Regions from separate parts of the Homo sapiens genome. Here region 2 is linked to region 1. A link is an interaction called in ENCODE POLR2A ChIA-PET data of the cell type or tissue named here. Cell type or tissue: PC-9. All regions are shown on one strand. Each heading gives the region's core, and the rest is flanking DNA. Links, peaks and the distances in the headings are about the cores only.

Evidence for each region. ChIA-PET counts read pairs that join two places held together with the same protein. Peaks named below come from ENCODE experiments on the same cell type or tissue, not always from the same donor. Only the 100,000 strongest peaks of a DNase experiment are listed, where the experiment ranks them.
Region 2: POLR2A ChIA-PET joins it to region 1 with 21 read pairs; 6 of 35 experiments call an interaction of 5 or more read pairs at or near these places.

The regions. Positions count from the first base shown.
Region 1 is chr9:129,773,212-129,781,066 of GRCh38, reverse strand. No RefSeq gene overlaps it. Among named protein-coding and RNA genes, the nearest start is that of PTGES, 24 kb to the right of the region's middle. RefSeq lists enhancers at 3,603-3,897, 3,528-4,043, 5,435-6,001. In PC-9, for the core only: no CTCF peak of the experiment used is centred there; DNase peaks (open chromatin) are centred at 2,396 and 3,736; H3K4me3 peaks cover 373 bases; H3K27ac peaks cover 2,753 bases.
Region 2 is chr9:130,066,216-130,074,070 of GRCh38, reverse strand. The region is part of intron 1 of GPR107 (G protein-coupled receptor 107); the gene reads right to left. Among named protein-coding and RNA genes, the nearest start is that of GPR107, 16 kb to the right of the region's middle. In PC-9, for the core only: no CTCF peak of the experiment used is centred there; no DNase peak of the experiment used is centred there; H3K27ac peaks cover 782 bases.

The DNA of each region.
Region 1 (7,855 bases), core at 1,326-6,325:
AGAGTTTGGTCTCATTATGTTGACCAGGCTGGTCTTAAACTCTTGGGCTCAAGTGATCCTCCCACCTTGGCCTCCCAAAGTGCTCGTATTACAGGTGTGAGCCACACCACACCTGGCCTCTCTTTTTTGTTTTTTTTAACTGACCTATTTCAAAGCACTTTGCAGACATTTTTAAATGTCACCCCTACACCCTTCATCATGTATCTCCTAAGATTAAGGAGAGCTCTTCCAAAACCACAATACCCATACCGTCTTGCTTTGCTTTTCATTTCTTTTTCGAGATGGGATCTCATTCTGTCACCCAGACTGGAGTGCAGTGGCGCAATCTCAGCTCACTGCAACCTCCGCCTCCCAGGTTCAAACAATTCTCCTGCCTCAGCCTCTCGAGTAGCTGGGATTACAGGCACCTGCCACCATGCCTAGCTAATTTTTGTATTTTTAGTAGAGACAGGGTTTCGCCATGTTGGCCAGGCTGGTCTCCAACTCCTGACTTCAGGTAATCCACGTGCCTAGGCCTCCCAAAGTGCTGGGATTACAGGCGTGAGCCACCACGCCCAACCTGTTTTGTTTTTTAAATTCAAGATCTAATCAAGGATTAAACCTTGCATTTCGTTGTCTTGGGAAGCCAGAACCCAGACTGAATTGAATCCAGGTTAATGAACATTGCTAGCCCATGTGAAAACTTGCACAGGCCAGGCGCCTGGGGAAAGTGCAGTGCACCCTGAATCTCATTTAATCCTCAGAACGTTCTGCTAGGTGCCACTGCCCACATTTTATGGAGAGAGGTGGTGTCCTCCAGGCTGGAGTGCAATGGTGCAATCTCAGCTCACTGCAACTTCTGCCTCCTGGGTTCGAGATTCTCACTCCTCAGCCTCCTGAGCAGCTGGGATTACAGGCATGGGCCACCACGCTCAGCCAATTTTTGTGTTTTTAGTAGAGATGGGATTTCGCCATATTGTCCAGGCTGGTCTCGAATTCCTGACCTCAGGTGATCCGCCCGCCTCAGCATCCCAAAGTGCTGGGATTACAGGCCACCGCGCCTGATCCTAAATAATCATTTTTAAAATCAATCAATCCTTCCTTCCTCCTTCCTCCCTCCCCTGCCTTCCTTCTTTCCTTTCTTTCTTTCTTCCTTCCTTTCTTTCTCTTTCTTTCTTTCTCTTTTCTTTCTTTCTTTCCTCTTTCTTTCTTCTTTCTTTCTCTTTCTTTCTGTCTTTTCCTTCCCTCCCTCCCTCCTTCCCTCCCTCCTCCTTCCCTTCTTTCCTTCCTCTCTCCCTCTTTCTTTCTTTCTTCTTTCTCTGTCTTTTCCTTCCCTCCCTCCCTCCTTCTCTCTCTTTTTCCTTTCTTTCTTTCTTTCTTTCTTTCTTTCTGTCTGTCTCTTTTCCTTCCCTCTCTCCTTCCCTTCTTTCCTTCCTTCCTTTCTTTCTTCCTTCCTTCTTTCCTTCCTCTCTCCCTCTCTCTCTCTTTTTTCTTTCTTTCTTCTTTCTTTTTCTTTCTTTGTCTTTTCCCTGGCGCCTGGTGGCAGGCGCCTGTAATCCCAGCTACTTGGGAGGCTGAAGCAGGCGAACTGCTTGAACCCAGGAGGTGGAGGTTGCAGTGAGCTGAGATCGCACCACTGCACTCCAGCCGGGCGACAAGAGCAAAACTCCATCTCAATAAATAAATACATACATACATACATACATACATACATACATACATACATACATGTATACATACATACTATTGGAATCTAGCATGGAGGTTGCCACCCCCTTTTGCTGGTGTGGGGTGCAGTTCTGAGAGGCAGGGCAGACACCCATTGGGGCCTTTTGCTAAGGACCGAATTGTGTCCCCCTAGAATTTGTGCGTCAAACTCCAAATCCCCAATGTGATGGCGTTGGAGATTGGGGCCTTTCGGAGGTGATTAGGGTTTGATAAGGTCATGAGGGTGGGGCCCTCAAGATTGGATCAGTACCCTTATAAAAAGAGACACCAGGGAACTTCCTTCTACTCTCTCTCACCATGTAAGGACACAGTGAGAAGGCACCTGGATCTTGGACTTCCCAGTCTCCACAAACATAAGAAATAAATTCCTGTTGTTTAAGCACCCAATCTGTGGCATTTTATTTATTTATTTATTTATTTTAGAGCCAAGGTCTTGTTTTGTCACCTGGGCTGGAGTGCAGTGGTACCATCATGGCTCCCTGCAGCCTCAAACGGCTGGGCTCAGGGCATCCTCCTGCTTCAGCATCCCAAGTGGCTGGGACTACAGGTGCATGCCACCACGCTTAGCTATTTTTTTTTTTTTTTTAGAGATGGGGTCTTGCTATGTTGTCCAGGCTGGTCCTGAACTCCTGGGTTCAAGTGATCCTTCTGCCTCAGGCTTCCAAAGTGCTGAGATTACAGGTGTGAGTCATCACACCTGGCAATGGCATTTTATTATGGCAGCCTGAGCTGACTAAGGTAGACAGCAGGGAAAGAAGCTTCCATGCATTCCTCTTTGGGGAATCTGAACTTTCCAAGGCCTGCCTCCCTCCTCTGCAGGACGCTGGAACATGTTCAGTGATAGGTGGGCCTGAGGCTGTGCATCCCATGTCCCCAGAGCCTCTCTGTTGCTAGAAAATGTTCTTTCTTTCCTTGTGATTAAGGAGAAATCTGCCTTCCTGGGCCTCTCCACCCCTGGGGCCTGTCTCTACTACTCTACTATTTGGGTTTCTAGAACCCTCCCATCTCCTTTGGAGACATCCTCTTTCTTTTTTCTTTTCTTTTCTTTTTTTTTTTTTTGAGACAGATTCTTGCTCTGTCACCCAGGCTGGAGGGCAGTGGCACGATCTCAGCTCACTGCAACCTCCGCCTCCCAGGTTCAAGCGATTCTCCTGCCTCAGCCTCCCGAGTAGCTGGGATTGCAGGTGCCGGCCACCACGCCCAGCTAATTTTTTGTATTTTTAGTACAGATGGGGTTTCACCATGTTGGCCAAGCTGGTCTCGAACCTCTGACCTCATGTGATCCTCCCGCCTAGGCCTCCGAAAGTGCTGGGATTACAGGCGTGAGCCACCTCGCCCAGCCTCAGCCTTTCTCCTAATCATCACCTTGCCCTGGGCGGGTCCTAACTGCCGGGAGCCCCCAGCAAGCCTCATCTTAACAAGCCAGAACATAGCCCACATGAGGGGATGGGGGAGTGACTGGAAGTCACTGGGCCATGGTTGCAAAGGTGGCGAATGGCAGAGGAGCTGGGACACACCCACAGGGTGTCTGACCGTGATTTTAACTGCTCTTCCACGCCTCCGTGAATGAATGAATGAATGAACACATGTTCTACTACCAGACTTTGTTTTTCAGAAATATAGCAACCCTTTGGAAAAATCATAGGTCCTGTCACTAACAAGTTGAATTTAGTTATCAAGTCACTTTCTTGGTTAGAGAAGAGGAAAGGGGAGGAGGAGATGGGAAGAGGAGGAGGGAGGAGGGAGGATGAAGAAGCTCTGACGGGACCCAGTAGTGCAAGGCAGAGGGTGTCTCCGGAGGAAGCTTCCCTTCACTGTGGCAATTTCCTGAGGCTTGGTCTTGGCTTCTCGCAGCAAACAGGGTCTTCATCTGCCCAGCATCTGAACCCTAACCGCAGAGGGTTGAGAGACAGAGGAGGGGGCCCCCACAGGGCCTGTGGTTTGAGTGAGGAAAGCAATTGTGTAAAAGTGGAGAGCCTTTCCGCAGCCCAGGGCCAGTCCCTGCCTGAGTCATGCTAGAGAGAGAGGGAGGAGCAGGCAGGATCCTGGAGCTCCCTGGATTTCAAGCTGGCCGTGGCCTCCCGGGTGACGTCACTGCGGTCATTGCCTGATGAGCTCAGGCAGAGGCGCCTGGGGACGGGGTAAGTGGTGAGAGGGAGGGCCACGGCTGTCTTGGGTGAACCCCAGGCTCCAGTTGGAGACTCTGCTGTGGCAAGAGGTCCACCCCACCCCCGGGCGCCATCTGGGGACACTCCGGCATCCCATTCCAATGGCTGTTCTGCCAGGGCCTCACCCTGGCTCTTGGTCTTAGGACTGCTGTGTTTGCCTGCCTAGGTGTGCGGGTCAATCTGTGCAGAGCTGGGGAGCAAGTGATCACTGGGAGCAAAGACAGCTTTCAGCCTGGAGGGAGAAGCATTTCTTCCCGCTAGGATAATGGCCAATTCAGAGGCCCTAGACCATGCTGTCCCCAGAGCCTGGGTGCATTGCTGATGACGAGATCCCAGCCGGGGGTCAGGCCTCCCAGGACTGTCAAGCTGGGCTGCTTGAGTCCCTGGCTCCAGGGGTGGGGGTGGGGCTGAATGGCAAGGGAGAGAGCTGGTCCATTCCAGGCTCCAACCTCAGAACCCTCTGGGAGTAAGATTACCCAGCCCTGTGCTCGGGCTGAGCAATCAACTATAGCGCACACGCTCCTTTACTGTGGTTCCGAGATAGTTAATTGAAATCTGGATACTCTGGGTAAAGTCAGAACATCCAGCTGGGCCCAGCATGGGAGATCAGCTTGATGAGTCTCCCGCACCCTATTCTGGGCATCAGCAGAGTCAGTTCTCTGAAGAGTCTTTTTCATATATATCACATAGATAGAGAGATAGGCAGGTTGGTAGGTAGGTAGATAGGTCAATAGGTAGGTAGGTAGGTAGTTAGACATAGGTATCTATCTATCTATCTATCTATCTATCTATCTATCTATCTATCTATCTATCTATCTATCTTACTGTAGTTTAGCACAGACATTGGTTAAGTCATGTCACTCCTCTGAACCTCAATTTTCTCATCTCTAAAATGGGGATATTAGGCCGGGCGAGGTAGCTCATGCCTGTAATCCCAGCACTTTGGGAGGCCAAGGCAGGTGGATCACCTGAGGTCAGGAGTTCAAAACCAGCCTGGCAAACATGGTGAAACCCTGTCTCTACTAAAAAATACAAAAAAAATTAGCCAGGTGTGGTGGCACGCACCTGAAGTCCCAGCTACTCGGGAGGCTGAGGCAGGAGAATTGCTTGAGACTGGGAGCCAGAGGTTGCAGTGAGCCAAGATCACACCATTGCACTCCAGCCTGGGTGACAGAGCAAGACTCTGCCTCTAAAAAATATAAAATAAAATAAAATAAAATAGAGATAATAATAGACCCACCTCCTAGGATTGCTACATGAGGGCAATGAACTGATCTACATAAAGCACCAAGCATAGTGTCTGGCAGGTAAAGTTGGCCAGTAATGTCATCAACATTGTTATATAATAATAATTATTGTCATTAATTTTATTGCCCAACTGGCGTCCCAGCCTGAGCTGAAGCTCTGTCTCTTGGCCACCCTGTCCAGGAGGTATGAGCCTGTTTTCTTGGGCCAGATCTTCTGCTTGGCTTGAAGCCAAAGTGTGACTTCCCAACCTCTGCATGCAGCCCCCTCCCCAGGGTGCTGGTTGGTCTCTCCTCTCAGCTGCTGCTGCAATGTGCTTCACAGTGACAACACACCCACAGCTCCAGTGGCAGTTGATGCATCCTTGTGGCCAGAATCATGCCTGGCAGGACGCATGTGGCAAAGGGCTTGTCTGGGTCGGTGCTATGCTCTCTGTGCCAGGGAAAATCCAGCTCTTGGAGTGGGTGAGAGCAGGGAGGCCTTCATGGTGGTGGAGTTAGGGGATGGGAGAGACAGGGAAGCAATGAGGGGCTTGCACAGAAAATATCGTTTTACCCTAAGTACCCAGATGACAAATGAGACCCAAAATGACCTTTGGCAGGGGCCGTGGCTTCTGGGGACCCCAGCGTTTGACAGAGCAGGTGGCAGAGCCGCAGGACCCAGCTCTAGTGTGTGGCAGTTTGTTGGTTTCATTGCCGTTGCTGGGCCAGACGTGCACTGAGGACCCCGGGATAAAGGGGTTTACTGTGAGGATGCTGGGGCCCAAGACCTCGTGGGCACAGGACCCAGGTGAAGACCCCAGGGCCCGTGAAGAGCCGAAGTGGATTTCACTGTAGGGGCTTCTTGTCATCCCCAGGGGTACACATTCTTGTGGCCGCTCCTGCTGCTGGCAGCCGAGTCCTTGGCCACGAGCCCAGCCTCCTCTGGGGGGTGGGTCTCAGCCCAGGCCCACATCGGGCTGTTGATTTCATTGGCTGCTGGCTGGCCTCGCCATTGGCTGCTTGCAGCCAGGTGCTCACCCCTGCCCATCAGCTGTGGCCATGGTGGTGCCAGCAGGGAGAGGAGCATGTGACTTGCACGTGAGGAGTAGCCGAAGGCTTCTTCCCTAGGGGACATGTGTCTACCTCGGGGCGATGCGTCTACCTGTGGATGGGGAGGGACCCCTTATTGGGGCCCAGGCAGGTCCGCATTCTGGGCCTTGTCCAGTACACCCTCTGGTTTCCAACCAGCCAACCAGGCTCCTGGGGGACCCACCAACCCTCCCCTTTCTTCTCCGTACTTCTCTCCTCACCTGGTAGACACACATGTCTTCATTTTGGTTCTTACGTTGAGAGACAAACCCATCCTTCCCTCCCTTTCTTCCTTCCTCCCTCCCTCCCTCCCTCCCTCCCTTCCTTCTCTCTCCCCTTCCTTCCTTCCTTTCTTTCTTTCTTTCTTTCTTTCTTTCTTTCTTTCTTTCTTTGTTTCTTTCTTTCTTTCCTTCCTTCCTTCTTTCTTTCTTTCTTTGTTGGTTTCTTTCTTTCTTTGTTTCTTTCCTTCCTTCTTTGTTTGTTTGTTTCTTTGTTTCTTTCTTTCTTTCTTTTTTCTTCCTTTCTTTCTTTCTCTCTGTCTCTCTTTCTCTCTTTCTTTTCTTTCTTTCTTGCACCTAGGTTGGAGTGCAGTGGCATGATCATGGCTCACTGCAGCCTCGACCTCCCAGCCTCAAGTGATCCTCCCTCCTCAGCCTCCTAAGTAGCTAGGACCACAGACATACACCACCATGCCTGGCTATTTTTTTTTTTTTTAACTTTTTGTAGAGACAAGATCTCCCTGTATTGCCCAGGCTGGTCTCAGACTCCTAAGGCTCAAGTGATCCTCCTGCCTCGATCTCCCAAAGTGCTGAGATTACAGGCATGAGCCACTGCACCCAGCCTGAGACAATGCTTTCTCTACCAGTCTCTACCCCATTGCACTAATAGTCAGTGGAAGGCTGCAGACCTTCACACGTGAGTCCCTGGCCCTGGGCCTCAGGCAGGGTTTGCTGGGTGTATGTTTACCCAATAGTTGTGGGAAAGTGGGTGCTGACCTCACCGGGTGCGGAGGACAGGGTGTTAAGCGGCTCCCACAAAACACTCCCTCCTCCTCGGGCTATGTTGGCAGAAGCACATCTAACCCTGGCGACCCAAGGTCATGAGGGGGATGAGTTAACTTCCTTGTGTGTCCTAAGCGGCTGCTGTGTATTTGTTGACTGTCTCAGAGTAAATGTGGTTGGTTTACTCACTTTCTACCCCTTTTAGCTGGTGGGACTGGTTAAAAGCTTGTCCTCTGCATAAAAGCTTTGCCTCTGGGATTAGCCTGGCCTGGTTGAGTCTCAGTTGTTGAAATAACAACAGCAATACCAATAGCAGTGATAGCTTACATGTAACACCAGGTATGATTTCCTACCTGGACTATCTCAGTAATCCTAGGAGGAAGGTCTATTATCATGTCCATTTTAGAGAAGGAAGAAGTGAGGCTCAGTATGGTGCTCAGCTAGGAAGCAGTAGAGCCTGGTGGTAACCAGGCAGGGGCTCAGAGCTTCTCTCCTTCCTGCTCCTTAGCTGATGGGCCATCGTGGGCAGGTTACTTGGCCTCTCCAGGACTCGGATTCCCCTTGTCTGCAAATGGGTCAAGAAAGTTTAATGTGGCTGGGTGCGGTGGCTCACACCTGTAATCCCAGCACTTTGGGAGGCCGAGGTGGGTGGATCATGAGATCA
Region 2 (7,855 bases), core at 881-5,880, 290 kb before region 1:
AAAACCCAGGACTCGGCCGGGCGTGGTGGCTCACGCCTGTAATCCCAGCACTTTGGGAGGCCGAGGCAGGAGGATCACTTGGGGTCAGGAGTTCGAGACCAGCCTGGCCAAAATGGGAAACCCTGTCTCTACTAAAAATACAAAAAAATTAGCCGGGCATTGTGGCACATGCCTGTAATCCCAGCTACTTGGGAGGCTGAGGCAGGAGAATCACTTGAACCCGGGAAGCAGAGGTTGCAGTGAGCCGAGATCGTGCCATGGCACTCCAGCCTGGGTGACACAGTGAGACTCTGTCTCAAAAACAACAACAACAAACAAACAAAACAAACAAAAAACCCAGGCCTCTGGGCTTCAAGTTTCTGCAACGTCACAGGGAAGCCCTGGCTTCCCTGTTCTTTCCCCAATGGAGTTTCAGCTCCTTCTTCCCTTTTTTGGGCCCCTGGGAATTTCCCTTATTTTCTTAGGAGCTTGGCTATGTGGTGAAAACATGTTTGCTGGATTTCCACTTCCTGGTGGGCTGGAGTGGCTTGCAGCAAACCAACATTCTCACAGAGAACAATTAGAAAAGCCAGATAAGATAACAGAGGTCATCTCCTGGAATCTACAAGAGTGGGTCAATGGTAAAAGCCAGAAAAGCTAAGGCTCCCAGCCTTTCTTGGAATTCTCTGAGAGAATTAAACCCACGGAAAATGTCTTCAGTATCTATTTTCTCAATTCTCTCAAGGACAGTATATGATGACTACCCTCCTAGAGGCACAGGAGACATTAACTCAACTACATAAATGGATGCCTTAGCACATTAGGGCTTCATTCTCTGGCAGAATCCTCAGTGGAGCAGGACTGCAGAGGGAGAGGATGAGGGAAAATGAACACACAATTTCTGCCACATAAAACAACGTATATGAATCACAGCCATATTCATGTAAAACAAACTGGAATGCAGGGGGAAATCATCTGTGGTGACGGAGGTGAAGACAGTGACCACTCTCAGGAGAAAGGGGCTTTCCTGGGACTTGAGGGAAGGTGAGGCTTAGGGTGCTTCTGGAGGGGCTTGGTAATGGTTCTGCCTCATTTCCTGCGGGCTGCATGAGTGTGTCTACGTTCTGGAAATGCGCTGAGTTGTTTGCTTATAATGAGTAATTTTTAGCCATGTATATTACATTTCAATAAAGTTTTAATTTTAAAAGTATGTCTTTTCTAATTGGTCCAGCATGAAGCTGCTTTGCAGCAGAATGGAAACCTGCTAGGCTTTCATTTATACTTAGGCCACCACAATACAGGTTTTCTTGTTGTTTTGTTTTTTTTTTCCAGAAAATGTTTCGATTGCAACCTGATAGCAGTTCCCCCCCCAACATAAATAGTACATTCCTTTTTTTTAAACCTTTGCATCATCATTTCATTTGATGATACAATGCCATGAAAAACAGGTTTTTGAAGACTATTTTAAACAATAAAAACAGCATCGGCTGGGCACGATGGCTCATGGCAGTAATCCCAGCACTTTGGGAGGCCAAAGCAGGCAGATCACCTGAGGTCAAGAGTTCGAGATCAAGGCCGGGCGCGGTGGCTCACACCTGTAATCCCGGCACTTTGGGAGGCCGAGGCAGGCAGATCACAAGGTCAGGAGATTGAGACCATCCTGGCTAACACGGTGAAACCTCATCTGTACTAAAAACACAAAAAATTAGCTGGGCGAGGTGGCACGCGCCTGTAGTCCCAGCTACTCGGGAGGCTGAGGCAGGAGAATGGCGTGAACCCCAGGGGGCGGAGCCTGCAGTGAGCCGAGATCACGCCACTGCACTCCAGCCTGGGCGACAGCGAGACTCCATCTCAAAAAAAAAAAAAAATTAAATAAATAAAAAAATAAATAAATAGAAAGAGTTCAAGATCAGCCTGGCCAACATGGTGAAACCCCATATCTACTAAATACAAAAATTAGCCAGGTGTGGTGGTGTGTGCCTGTAATCCCAGCTACTTGGTAGGCTGAGGCAGAAGTGCTTGAACCGAGGAGGCAGAGGCTGCAGGGAGCCGGGTTGTACCACTGCACTCCAGTCTGGGAAACAGAGCAAGACTGTCTCAAAAATAATAATAATAAGGCTGGATTACGCCTGTAATCCCAGCACTTTGGGAGGCCGCGGCGGACGGATCACCTGAGGTCAGGAGTTTGAGACCAGCCTGGCCAACATGGTGAAACCCCGTCTCTACTAAAAGTACAAAAATAAGCCAGGCTTGCTGGCAGGCATCTGTTAATCCCAGCTACTTGGGAGGCTGAGGCAGGAGAATCGCCTGAACCTGGGAGGCAGAGGTTGCAGTAAGCGGAGATTGCACCATTGCACTCCAGCCTGGGGGACAAGAGCAAGACTTTATCGCAAAAAACAAAACAAAACAAAAATAGTAATAATAATAATAATGATAATAACAACAGCATCACAACTCCCAGTTTTCAGAGTCTTCCAAGAACTAGGTTATGTGCCAAGGGCTTTACCTATGATTTCTGACCCTCGCTCAGCTCAGTGTGGTTAAGAGAAGCAGCCCCACGGTAGCGATGAAGACACCAGTTCAGAGGAGAAATGACTACCTGAGGCCAAGCAGACTATAGCTAATAAAGCTGGGGCTTCAAACTAGATCTGATATGAGAGCCATTTTCACATTATCATTTCCTAACAAGGGAAAGTAATCATGATACAACATTAAATGTAAAAAGCTATATTCAGTAACATTTGATAGAAAAAAAAAGGGTGAGGGGCCAGGCGAGGTGGCTCTCGCCTATAATCCCAACATTTTGGGAGACTGAGGCAGGCAGACTGCTTGAGCCCAGGAGTTTGAAACCACCCTAGGCAACAGAGAAACCCCATCTCTAGCAAAAAAAAAAAAAAAAATTAGCCAGTTGTGGTGGCATCCTAGCTATTCAGGAGGCTGAAGTGGGACGATTGCTTTAGCCCAGGATGTCGAGGCTGCAGTGGGCTGGGACTGCATCACTGCACTCCAGCCTGCGCCACAGAGTGTGACTCTGTCTCAAAAAAAAAAAAAAAAAAGAAAAAAAAAAAGTTAGGACTGGGCCTGGTGACTCTCATCTATAATCCCAACACTTTGGGAGGCTGAGGTGGGAGGGTCACTTGAGGACAGGAGTTCAAGACCAGCCTGGGCAACACAGAAAGACCCCCACCTCTACAAAACATTTTAAAATTTGGCCAGGCGTGGTGGCATGCAACTGTAGCCACAGCTACTGGGGATGCTGAGATGGAGGATCCCCTGAGCCCAGATGTTTGAGGCTACTGTGAGCTATGATTACACCACTGCACTCCAGCCTGGGAGACAAAGCAAGGCTATCTCCAAAAAAAAGAAAAAAAGAAAAAAAAATTGTTACCCACAATCCCACTGGCACTGACTTTTTTATACTTTCGTGAATTTCTTTCAAGTCTTTCATAAATAAGGGCAAATATATATCCTTTCAACTTTTTCTTTTTGGCTAGGCGCGGTGGCTCACGCCTGTAATCCCAGCACTTTGGGGGGTCAAGGCAGGTGGTTCACCTGAGGTCTGGAGTTTGAGGCCCTCCTGGCCAACATGGCGAAACCTCATCTCTACAAAAAATACAAAAAGTAGCCAAGCATGGTGACACATGCCTGTAATCCCAGCTACGTGGGAGGCTGAGGCAGGAGAATAACTTGAACCTGGGAGGCGGAGCTTATAGTGAGCCGAGATCACGCCACCGCACTCTAGCTTGGGCGAAAGAGCGAGACTCTGTCTCAAAATAAATAATAAATAAATAGCCAGGAGTAATAGCAGGTGCCTGTGATGCTAGCTACTCAGGAGGCTAATGCAGAAGGATCACTTGAGCCCCGTATTTTAAGGCCGGCCTGGGCAACATGGTGAAAACCCATCTCTACCAAAAAAAAAAAAAAAAAATTAGCCGGGTGTGGTGGTGCAAGCCTATGGTCCCAGCTACTCAAGAGGCTGAGGTGGGAGGACAGTTTGGGCCCACGAGGCCAAATGAGCCAAGATCATGCCACTGCACTCCAGCCTGGGCAACAGAGCAAGACCCTGTCTCAAAAAAATTTAAAAAAAAAAAAAAAAAAAAAAAAAAAGAGGCCAGGCACGGTGGCTTATGCCTGTAATCTCAGCACGATGGGAGGCCAAGGTGGGCAGATACCCTTAGGTCAGTTTGAGACCAGCCTGGCCAACATGATGAAACCCCATCTCTACTAAAAATACAAAAATTTGCCGGGTGTGGTGGTGCATGCCTGTAGTCCCAGCTACTAGAGAAGCTGAGGCAAGAGAATCGCTTGAACCCGGGAGGCAGAGTTTTCAGTGAGCTGAGATCGTGCCACTGCACTCCAGCATGGGTGACAGAGTGAGACTCTGTCTCAAAAAATAAATAAAATAAAAAGAAAGAAAGTACTGTTGCCAATAATATCTGTAGGACCTTCACCTAACCTGTTCCCCACCTCCATTTTAAGCTATCGTGTCATGTCAAATAAGATATGTATGGAAGTGACTTCGTAAACTATACCTCACTATAAAAGTCATAGAGGCATAGATATCTTGAGACTGAAGAAAGTACAAGCGAGGAGGATGTGACAAAGCAGCATGAGGATAACAATACCAGATACAAGCAATGGAGATACAGCTACCTTCTCCACTTCCACCCTATCATTTCCATTAGCACTGACACAGGCAATGGAGGTTCAGCTACATTCTCAAACTCCAGCCTATCATTTCCATTAGCACTGACACCGTGGTAAAGGGTGCCTGTTTCACCAAGGATTTCAGAGACTGCAAGCACTTGACCTTGTCTCCAGTACTACACTAAGAGCTTCATACATCACCTCAAGTTCTTACAACTCTATGAGGCAAGTAGCCTCAAACATGTCCATTTGGTAGATGAGGAAACAGAGGCTCAGAGTTAAAACTTGCATAAAATCATTAGGCTAGTAGATGGCAGGGCCAGTAACCTAACTCAGAATTAAGTCCCAAATCTATTTTTTTAACTACCACATACTTTTTACAACCAAATAAAAAGTATATCCTAGGGCAGGGCACGCTGGCTCACACCTGTAATCCCAGCACTTTGGGAGGCCGAGGCAGGCAGATCACTTGAGCTGAGGAGTTTGAGACCAGCCTGGGCAACATGGTGAAACCCCATCTCTGCCAAAAATACAAAAAATTAGCTGGGTGTGGCAGTGTGCACCTGTGGTCCCAGCTACTCAGAAGGCTGAGGATCACTTGAACCCATCCAGGAGGCGGAGGCTGCAGTGAGCCAAGATTGCGCCACAGCACTCCAGCCTGGGTGACAAAGCAAAACCTCGTCTCAAAAAAAATAAAAAAGAGGACATACTGTTTTGATGTATTTGCTCTTTTCTTCCTCACTTTAAAAACGGTTGTTTTATACTGACAGTTCTGCTATTTTAACTAAATGTCAGAACTTCTGCACCGACTTCATATTAAACTGCTTTCAGTCATAAAAAAAATAGAGTAATGATACCTCAATTTAGTTTTTCTTATAAACTGAATTTTAGAAAATAAGAAATACAGTAACACTTAACTGAGCTAGCTTCACCTCACCAACTGGGGGTCTACAGACTTATATTAACCCACATGTTATACATGGCTAACACAGTGTTTTGTTTTACTTTTGTTTTTAAATTTGAATCAGTTGCCAATGAATTCCGCGTAAAAACATGAATTTCCAGCTTCTCTTATTTAAAAAAAGAGAAGAAAAAAAAAGCCACAAGATCCAGAGCTTGTAGGCCACGTTCCAGTACAATAAGAACCCATTCTCTGGAGCAACGAGCAGGGGCCACTGTGGCAGGAGCCTGTGCTCTTCTGCTACCCCTTCCCCTGCGGTCTCACTGAGCCAGCCGACTTACAAAACCAAGCTGGCTTCTAACCGCATCTTGAATTTGTGACCACTGATCAAAACAAAAATCAGATCCAAAAGGTAAGCAAAAAGTACCTTCAGGCACCACAAGCAATTTCTCTACTAATACAGAAAAAAAAAAAAAAGAAAACAAGAATAAGACTACCAATCATGGCTGAGCTCGATGGCTCGCACCTGTAATCCCAGCACTTTGGGGGGCTGAGGTGGGAGGATCACTTGAAGTCAGAAGTTTGAGCCTGGCCAATATGGTGAAACCTCATCTCTACTGAAAATACAAAAATTAGCCAGGCGTGGTGGCGCCCGCTTGTAATCCCAGCTGCTTGGGAGGCTGGGGCAGGAGGATCACTTGGACTTGGGAGGCAAAGGTTGCAGTGAGCCAAGATTAGACCACTGCACTCCAGCCTGGATGACAGAGTGAGACTGTCTCAAAAAAAAAAAAGGGGGCGGTGGGGGGGGACTACCAGTCATTAGCTGCCTTCTATTAGTGGTAGGAGAAACTAACCTAAGAAGTTTAATATTATAATTCTTGGCTCATTGCACATACATAGCAATTCACAAATGGAATGGGGTCAAATTCACTCACATAACAAAAATCCACCAGCTAAGCACATGAAGTGAGAGAAGAACTACACAGAAGACTGAGCTGCTGGCAAACGGGCTGTCTTCTCAGACAGTCACTGAGGGCTTTAGGCACTGGAAGCTTACCCAGTGCAGGTAAAATGGAAGGTGCGCTAACCTGGGTTCAAACTCTGACTCCTCCACTTATTTAACCAGAGCTCCATTTTCTTAAGTTATAAAGCAGGGATAATAACATCTATCTCAAGGGGCTGCTACGAGGAGTCGAATAAAAAGCATCAAATATTTAGCACAGTCTCTGACTTATCACAGATGCTTTAATAACAAGCAGCTATTACTATCACTTAATATTTGGATTTTATAGGACACTTCATTTTCCCCAAATAAGCTCAAAACAGTTATCATTATTAGCTCAGTAGTCTCAACCTTTCTGCGTACACAGCACAGTCTCATTATACTAGAACTCTCTCTGCATACATAAGAGGGAAGAAAGATTTAAAAGGACACTAAATGTATCAACACTATCTCCCTCAGTGTCACATTCTCCCAGCTCTCTTCCTATTGTCCTTCCATCCAAGTCAGCTTGAGTAAGCTCTTGGCTGCCATAACCAAGCTCTTTTTTTTTTTTTGGAGACGGAGTCTCGCTCTGTCGCCCAGGCTGGAGTGCAGTGGCGCCATCTCGGCTCACTGCAAGCTCCGCCTCCTGGGTTCACGCCATTCTCCCGCCTCAGCCTCCCGAGTAGTTGGGACTACAGGCGCCCGCCACCACACCCGGCTAATTTTTTTGTATTTTTAGTAGAGACGGGGTTTCATCGTGTTAGCCAGGATGGTCTCGATCTCCTGACCTCGTGATCTGCCTGCCTCGGCCTCCCAAAGTGCTGGGATTACAGGCATGAGCCACCGCGCCCGGCCAAGCAAGCTCTTTTCTACACTCCCAAGACAAAGCCCAGTGTGCTGGGCTTGACCACACACTGCTGCGACAGTACACTGTCTCCTTTTCTACCTCACTGGGTCCACATGGCCAACTAAAAATTCTGGACAGACATGGCTAACCTACGGATGGACATGCGCCCAGTTGCAGCAAACATTAATTTTTCATACTGATCATAGTTTTGGAGGCATGCCTAGGAAAGGTTTGAGATTTACCAGAATGGAGCAGCTAATAATCAATGGGCCCGAGATGAGGCACAATCATCATCATCGTCGTCATCATCACCATCATCATCATCAATGCGCAATCATAATAATCAATGGGAACGAGATGAGGAAAATCCTCTTTTATTCTTTTTAAATTTATTTTTATTTTTATTTTTCTTGGGACAGAGTTTCACTCTTATTGCCCAGGCTGGAGTGCAGTGGCGCAATTTCAGCTCACTGCAACCTCTGCCTCCCGGGTTCAA